Regions from separate parts of the Homo sapiens genome. Here region 2 is linked to region 1. Evidence: chromatin contacts called from ENCODE Hi-C or POLR2A ChIA-PET data. All regions are on one chromosome and are shown on one strand. Each heading gives the region's core, a stretch centred on a gene start or an enhancer-like site at or near the end of the contact. The rest is flanking DNA. Distances are from core to core; before and after follow the strand shown. Region 1 has its middle 63 kb from the start of UGT2B15. Region 2 holds the start of UGT2B7 (UDP glucuronosyltransferase family 2 member B7).

The links. Hi-C counts contacts between places; a loop is a spot of excess contacts on that map. ChIA-PET counts read pairs that join two places held with the same protein, here RNA polymerase II (POLR2A). Pooled maps may share reads with other maps.
Region 2: a loop to region 1 is called in a map of Caco-2, with 9 times the contacts of the local background. The contact joins the promoter of UGT2B7 here to the enhancer-like site in region 1. A Hi-C loop is called at or near these places in 3 of 168 maps with a recorded cell type or tissue (Caco-2, HepG2 and PC-3) and 2 of 50 pooled maps. POLR2A ChIA-PET finds 5 or more read pairs at or near these places in 1 of 52 experiments (HepG2).

The regions. Positions count from the first base shown.
Region 1 is chr4:68,731,713-68,735,623 of GRCh38, reverse strand. No RefSeq gene overlaps it. Among named protein-coding and RNA genes, the nearest start is that of UGT2B15, 63 kb to the right of the region's middle. Within about 2 kb of position 2,308, at least 3 of the 41 ENCODE cell types and tissues checked have a DNase peak (open chromatin) inside an H3K27ac peak, as active enhancers do.
Region 2 is chr4:69,094,835-69,098,745 of GRCh38, reverse strand. It overlaps UGT2B7 (UDP glucuronosyltransferase family 2 member B7), which reads right to left and starts at 2,272. Exons shown (of 6, transcript NM_001074.4): 1 at 1,505-2,272; 2 at 58-206. The coding sequence starts at 2,225. RefSeq lists an enhancer at 1-306.

The DNA of each region.
Region 1 (3,911 bases), core at 1,059-3,558:
GGCCCTTTCTGCTGGGGGAACTCTTAGATAGGCCTGTGAGTGAGCTCTGACCACCATTTCCCAAAAACAGCACCCCTTGTCAGCAGGAAGCAGTAAAGATTGATCTTCCTTATGCTCTTTCAAATAGCATTCAGATGTACTTCTTTACAAGGGGGAAAGAGACAGCCAGGTAGGAGGTGGTCCCCAGAGAATCTCCAAAGAGCTTGAACACTGAGAAAAATGTTCACTGGGGTGGAACCTCAGCAAGTTTGTGCCATTTGCAGTGGGGAAGAGCCAGGCCCCTCCTCTTTCTGTGTGGAAGCTGGGATTCAAGCTTTGAGCAGGAAGCACTCTAGCAGGGGGACTCTGGCCTTTCAGAGTCCTCGACATTCAAACCATCTGTGAGCCTAAATTTTTGTGGCCATGGGACAGACAAGGATCCCATCTTTAGCTGAACTAAGGAAAAGTCCTGAGACTCCACCACCAGACCCATCTTGCAAAAAATGCTAATGGGAGCTCTTCAGTCAGAAAGAGTAAAACACTATCATGCAAAAAGTAACTTTTCAAGGTATAAAAACAAGTGGTAAAATTGAGTACATGCAAAAACCCAGAATAAGCTAGTACTGAATTTGTGTTCTGCATTTCACCTATCCCAGAAAACATAACAACTATAGCAACCGGTTAAGAAACAGATGATATACAAATATGTAAATCAAGATAACTATGAGTCAAAATGGGTAGGTGATTGAGTTAAAGTATATACATTTTCTGTGACTTTTGCCCTTATTTATTTTATAATTTTATTTGCAATCTAAGTTGTGATCTCTTTAAAATAACATGCCATATCTCTAAAATGGTTTTCTGTAAGTCTACTGGTAACCACAGTTAAGAAATCTATCATTGATGTACTTAAAAAGCAGCAACTTGAAATATACTACCAGAGACAATCACCTAATTATGAAGAAAGACAGGAAGGAAGGAAGAGAGGAGTCTAAAAACAAACAGTAAACAATCAACAAAATGGCTCTAGTAAGCCTTACTTGTCAATAATAAAAATGGATGTAAATTGTCTCAGTTCTCAGTTAAAAGACATAGAATGGCTGAATAAAGAATCATGCTGCCTTAAAGAAACCCACTTCACTTATAAAGCCATACATAGACTGAAAGTGAAGGGATGGCAAAATATATTCCATGCAACTAGAAACCAGAAAAGTACAGGTGTAGTTATAAACAGATTACAAATCAGACGGGAAAAAAAAAACAAAAAACAAAGACAGTAACTACATGATAATGAAGGGGTCAGTTTAGCAAGATTTAGTCATTATACTTACCAAAACCTGAGCTCTCAAGCATGTAAAGCAAACATTAACAGACCTAAAGGCAAAACTAGCATGCAACACAGCAATAGTAGGAGACTTTAACACCCCATTCTCTGTAATGGAAAGATTATCCAGGAAGAAAATCAACACAGAAACATCAGAGTTAAAGTACACACTAGATATGAAGGGCCTAACTGACATATACAGAAAGTTTCACATAATTGCTGTAGAATAGACATTCTTTTTATTAGCACAAAAAATGTCTCCCTTAATTCTATGATAGGCTACCAAACAAGCCTGTACAAATTCAAAAACACAAGTATCATATGAAGTATATTTTCTGACCACAATGAAATAAAACAAAAAATAAATTAAAAGAAGAATCTGGAAAACAGACATGAACACATGGAAATTAAACATACTGCTAAATGACAAACATGTCAATGAAGTTATTAAGAAGAAAATTTAAAAATTTTGTGAGACAAATGAAAATGGAAGTACAGCATACCAACATCTATGGAAGATGGCCAAAAAAACTGTAAGAAGAAAGTTTCTTGTAACAAACATCTGTATCAAAAAAGTTGAAAGACTTCAAATAACCTAATCCTATACATCAAAGAACTAAAAAAGCAGGAACAAACCAAACCCAAAGCTAATAGAAAGAAAGAAATTATAAAGACCAGAACACAGTTAAATAAATTTGAGGCTAAAATAAACACAATACAAAAGATCTATGAAACAAAAAGTTGTTTTTTTGTGAAGATGATGGAGAAGAAAAGAGAAAATCAGTTAAGTAAACAATTAAGGCTGGTCCTCAAAAATGCTGCCTTCCTGAAAACTCACAACTACAGGAAAAATAGAGCAGCTTGGGGAAAAACTCAGACTGCAGAAGCTGCCTGCCTAAAAAAAAAATCACAGCTACAGTGCACCTGCACAGATAAGCCACAGATAAGCAGGCAAGGCATGCAATGTCCAGCATAGAAACCCTTTGCTCTTTGTATGATTAGTAAGCTCCCAGGAAAAAGTGTCCTCCCCTTTTCAGACATGTACACAGTGGGCTCCATGGGAATTTGCAAAGAGAGGAGGGGGGTGTACCTAAAACAAACCCATCATTATACAAACGCAAGAAACAGCACTTTGTGCTTTCCTGGAGACATATCCACAATGACAGAGAATAACTGGGAGATATGCAGGCGGTTTTATAGATAAGAAAAGTTACTCAGTTACAGAGATGAAACTATGCAGGCAGTTTTATAGATAAGAAAAGTTACTCAGTTACAGAGATGAAAGCAGTTCCTCATAAGAGCTTTTGAATACAACCGTAACACAGCAACCATCAGGGAACCCTCTCCACTGCCGAGAGCTTTGTTTTTTTGTTATTAAATTTTTGCTCCAACCTCACCCTTTGTAACCACGCTTCTTAATTTTTTTGGTCCTGAGATCACAAGCTCTGATAACACCTTAGACAACCAGACCAGTGACCCTGACTTGTTTCAAAGATCAATGATGTTAACAAACCTTTAGCTAAGTTAAGCAAGAAAAACATAGACAAGATGCAAATAAAAACCATCAGAAATGGAAAAAGAAGAGACATAAAAACTGAGACCAAAATAATACAAAACTATTAGAATTGTTATGATAAATTAATAGTAAACCTAGAAGAAATATATGAATTTCTGGACTCAAAACTTACTAAGATTGAACTATAAAGCGGTTGAAAACATCAAACAAATAATAATGGGCAAGGGATTGAAGCTGTTATTGAAGTAATAAAATGTCTTTCATCAAAATAAAAAGGTTCAGAAACTTATGATCCCACTTTTGAATTATACCCAACATGTAACAGCTTGATACCAATCTGACTCAACCTTTTCAAAAAAAAAAAAGAAAAGAAAAAGAGAAATAAAAAAAAAAGGGAATAATTCAAACTCATTCTATGAGGATAATGTTACTCTTACACAAAAACAAAGCATGGGCATAACAAAACAATAAAACTACAAGCCAGTATCACTGATGAGTATTGATATGGTTTGGCTCTGTGTCCCCACCCAAATATCATCTTGAATTGTACTCCCATAATTTCCATGTGTTGTGTGAGGGACCCTATGGGAGTTAATTTGAATCACGGGGACTGTTTCTTCCATACTGTTCTCATTATAGTGAATGAGTCTCATGAGATCTGATGGTTTTATCTGGGGTTTCCACTTTTGCATCTTCCACATTTTCTGTTGCTGCTACCATGTAAGAAGTGCCATTCACCTCCTGCTCTGATTCTGAGGCCTCCCCAGCCATGAGGAACTTTAAGTCTAATTAAGCCTCCTTTTCTTTCTTTTCTTTTTTTTTTTTTTTTGAGACAGAGTCTCGCTCTGTCCCCCAGGTTGGAGTGCAGTGGCGCGATCACGGCTCACTGCAAACTCTGCCCCCCGGGTTCATGGCATTCTCCTGCCTCAGCCTCCCGAGTAGCTGGGACTACAGGTGCCCACCAAGGCGTCTGGCTAATTTTTTGTATTTTGAGTAGAGATGGGGTTTCACCGTGTTAGCCAGGATGGTTTCAATCTCCTGACCTCATGATCTGCACGTCTTGGCCTCCCAAAGTGCTGGGATTACAGGTGT
Region 2 (3,911 bases), core at 1,023-3,522, 360 kb before region 1:
ATCATTTCTACTGAAAATTCAAAGCCAACAAAATAAAACCAACAAAAGTATGTTTACCTTAGGCAGGGGTTTGGCAGGTTTGCAGTGGAGTCCTCCAACAAAATCAACATTTGGTAAGAGTGGATATGGAAACTGAAAATTCCAGGAGTTTCGAATAAGCCATACGTCAGCTTTCCCCATTGTCTCAGATAATGTAGTGGGTCTTCCTGACAGGAATAGAAAAAAAAAAGGTGGATGACACAAGATAATTACTTTAGGTAAATTTCTGAAAGGGGTTAGAATAATGTAGGCAAAAATGTAGGCAAATATCTGTGCTTTGAAAAATATATACACATATTCATATATAGATATAATTTAATTTTATGTATTACATATTTTGCCCATGTGTATTTATAAGAAAGACAAAGTAGTAGGAGAATTGTGAGGTTAAGCTACATCTCTAATGTCGCATCAGTATGCTCATAATCATAAACAATTATTAAAATGAGCCATAGAAAGTTAAACAGAAAATTTCTTTTCTCTTAAAGCTTCAATAGTAGCATACGGACATTTAAACAACTCTTTGAGCTCCATAATCAATTAATTCTACTCTACCCATAAAAATAATTTTCTAAGAAATAGTCTAGTTTACACAACTCATTAAGCTAATTCTTTTATCTTTGGTTCAAGTGAACTGTGGACTATGTTGAGAGTATGGCTGAAATCCTTGTACCAACTACTCTTTTAGATTCAAGCTAAGATCTTAATAATATTTTTAAGTAAATATATTTGTACATTATAGCTAGAAATTTTTGAGAAATTATTGAAATAAAAATTTGTACTCAACCTTAATTTGTCTCATATGTTCTAATAAAGAGACATAGTTTCAAAAAACTATGTAGATATAACAACCTTCACACTTCAACAAGATGATTGGACTTTAAATTAATGATTTCCAATTCTTTCGTGAAAGAGTATAGAAACATTAGAAACTTCAAATTGCCCTTATTGATTTTTGCATCTGAGGTATAGACATTATCTCTCTTTACTGTGAAGGAAACCTTCTGGTAATATGGGAACATCTTTTGATTTCTAAATAAGAAAACAAGTTTACAAGAAAAAACAATTTCTGCAGTTATATAGATAGTTGTAGAAAAATGTGTAACTACTCATTCTAAATCTATGCATTCAGTAAGAAGTTATTTGATGGATTTTACTGTTTTTAAGATGTAAAACAATGTATAGTAAAACAGATGTGTAATTGCTTAAAGTCTTAGATGCACTAATGTATAGGTTTATGATTTCCTGGGGTGTTCTGTGTGAGTGATGGCCACAGGGTTTTAACTGACCCTGTAATTTAAGCTTTTCTATAATATTTGTGAGATTAATAGATCATCTTGTATTTTTGTTTTATAAATTCACTTACCAAAACCCCACTACCCTGACTTTATGGCTTTATATAAGCTCTGCTTCAAAGACACAAATAAGTTAGAGCTTCATGTTACTGATTGAAAAAAATACTTACCTAGAACTTCACTATAAAACTGATCCCACTTCTTCATGTCAAATATTTCGAACCAAAAGTCAAAGTAAAGCACATAGATCATATTTTTTACCCTCTCCATGAAAGTCATTTGATCAGTTAATTCTGACATAACAACAGGTACGTAGGAAGGAGGGAAAATAAATCCTCCACTATGCTTTTCAAAAGTGTAGCCAGGAGAGAAGCTGAGACTGTACACAAAGGGTATGTTAAATAGCTCAGCCAGCAGCTCACTACAGGGAAAAATAGCATCTGCAAAAATGACGTCAAATCTTGACTCTTGTACTTTTTTCATAAATTTCTTATTTGAAACTACATCTTTACAGAACTTTCTAGTTATGTCACCAAATATTGACATGATTTCCTGTACTTGTGAAAAATATAACCAAAATGTATCTTTTGGAAGGTCTGACCATCTCTTAATCTGTTGCATGATGAAATTCTCCAACTCAGTTTTAGTTAAAGATGTGGGATAAATTTCAATTTTAAGAGCGGATGAGTTGTTGGGATCAAAAAGAATGGAAGCTGAAGATGCCAGTACAGTCACCTCATGACCTCTCTGAATAAGCTCATCCAGGATTGTCTTTATATTCATCCAATGGCTGTATTCTGCTGCCCACACCAGCACCTTTCCACAATTCCCAGAGCTAAAGCAAAAGCTCAGTTGTATTAGCAAAATTACTGAAGTCCATTTCACAGACATCCTGGTGCAATGCAATGCTTGTTTTCCAGTTGCTGTTCCTTTCTGTCATTTCTCATGGTTATGTCCAAAGATAAATTAGCCAAGAAGTTAAAATGTAACCCTTATAAGTCAAAGTACATACAATATCATTAAATCAACAGTCTGAGCATGTGGATGGCAAAGAGACAAATGAAGGTAAATGATCTGTTCACACAGATGTGATTAATTTCCCTTTTATGTTTATGAGTGCTATCCTTCAGCTAATATCAAGGATCTTGTATGGACATGCCATCTGTCTTATGCAATATATTTTAGAAGAGTGTCCAGAACAGTAGCAGTGACAGATCTTGTTTCTGCAGTCCATTTGACACAAAACTAAAGATTAAATGACTAAACATGGTCCACATATTTTTGTAAACTTTGTTGACATGTAATTTAAATATCATACTATTTATCAATTATTGTGTAAAATTTAATGTTTCATAGTATATTCACAGAATTGTGCATCTACCATAACAATCAGTTGGAGAGCCCTTTTATCTCCCCAAAATAAGCCCTATAGTCCTTAGCCTTTTTCTCTCCACCCCTAGTTTCTGCATTTCCCCTGTCCTAGGTAATTGCTAATTGAATTTCTATCTCTATAGATTTGCCTATTCTGGACAATTTTTAATGCATAGAATCATACAATATGTGGTATTTTGTGACTGGCTTCTTTTATGTAACATAATATTTTAAAGGTTCATTTATGATATAGCGTATACATGTTGATTCTTACAACCATCATGTAAGATATTGAGAGTTTCAAGATGACACTATCTTTTTAAACTTTGTTAAAGTAATCAAAGATAAAGAAAGAAAAAGAGAAAAGTAAACCAAGCTTGTAGTACATTCAGCATTAATCATTAGGTTAGCTTGTTCTCCGACTCACTTCCTCACAGTTATTTGGCTGTTGTCCTAGAATTATGCAGACCCTGTTACAAGACTATAGTTCCTCTTAATCCTTCTATAAATATTAACTTAAACATTATGAAATGATCAACTTTCCTTTTGAGGTATTCCTTCAGGTCCAGCATACTGCTAAAACTACTGACTCGGCTGGTCTGAAGGATCTCACTGATGTCAGCTGATCTGAAAGACTTCACTGATGCCAGCTGATCTAGAGGACCCCACAAGGAACTGACTCAGCAAATAATGTAGTTTCTTGTTCTGATGACTTTACCCTATTACCCTGACTAATCAATTACCCAAATTTTCCAGCCTATCACCATCTATGATCTCCTTAAAACCTCCAACCCAGAACTCCTTGAGGAGCTGGATTTAGGGTTCTCTTCTTATCTCCTTGCTCAGTGCCCTGCAATTATTAAACTCCTTCTTTGCTGCCAAATCTGACGTCTCAGTGTAATTGGACTATTATTGGACAGTAAGCATATGAAACTGTTGGTCCTATAACAAAACTTTAATGGAATAAGTAACTGCAAATATAATAAAACTAGAAAGATAACTATAATTAGAAGTGGAACTTAATGATGTAACAGAATTGATGAAATCTCATGATAAAACAAATAAGTGAGGAGTTACTACTTTTGGAGGGGCAAAGAAACTTGTTTCCTGAGATGGAATCTACTCCTGGTGAAGATGTTATGAACATTGTTGAATGACAACAGGAGATTTAGAATATTACTTAAACTTACTTTATAAAGCAGCGTT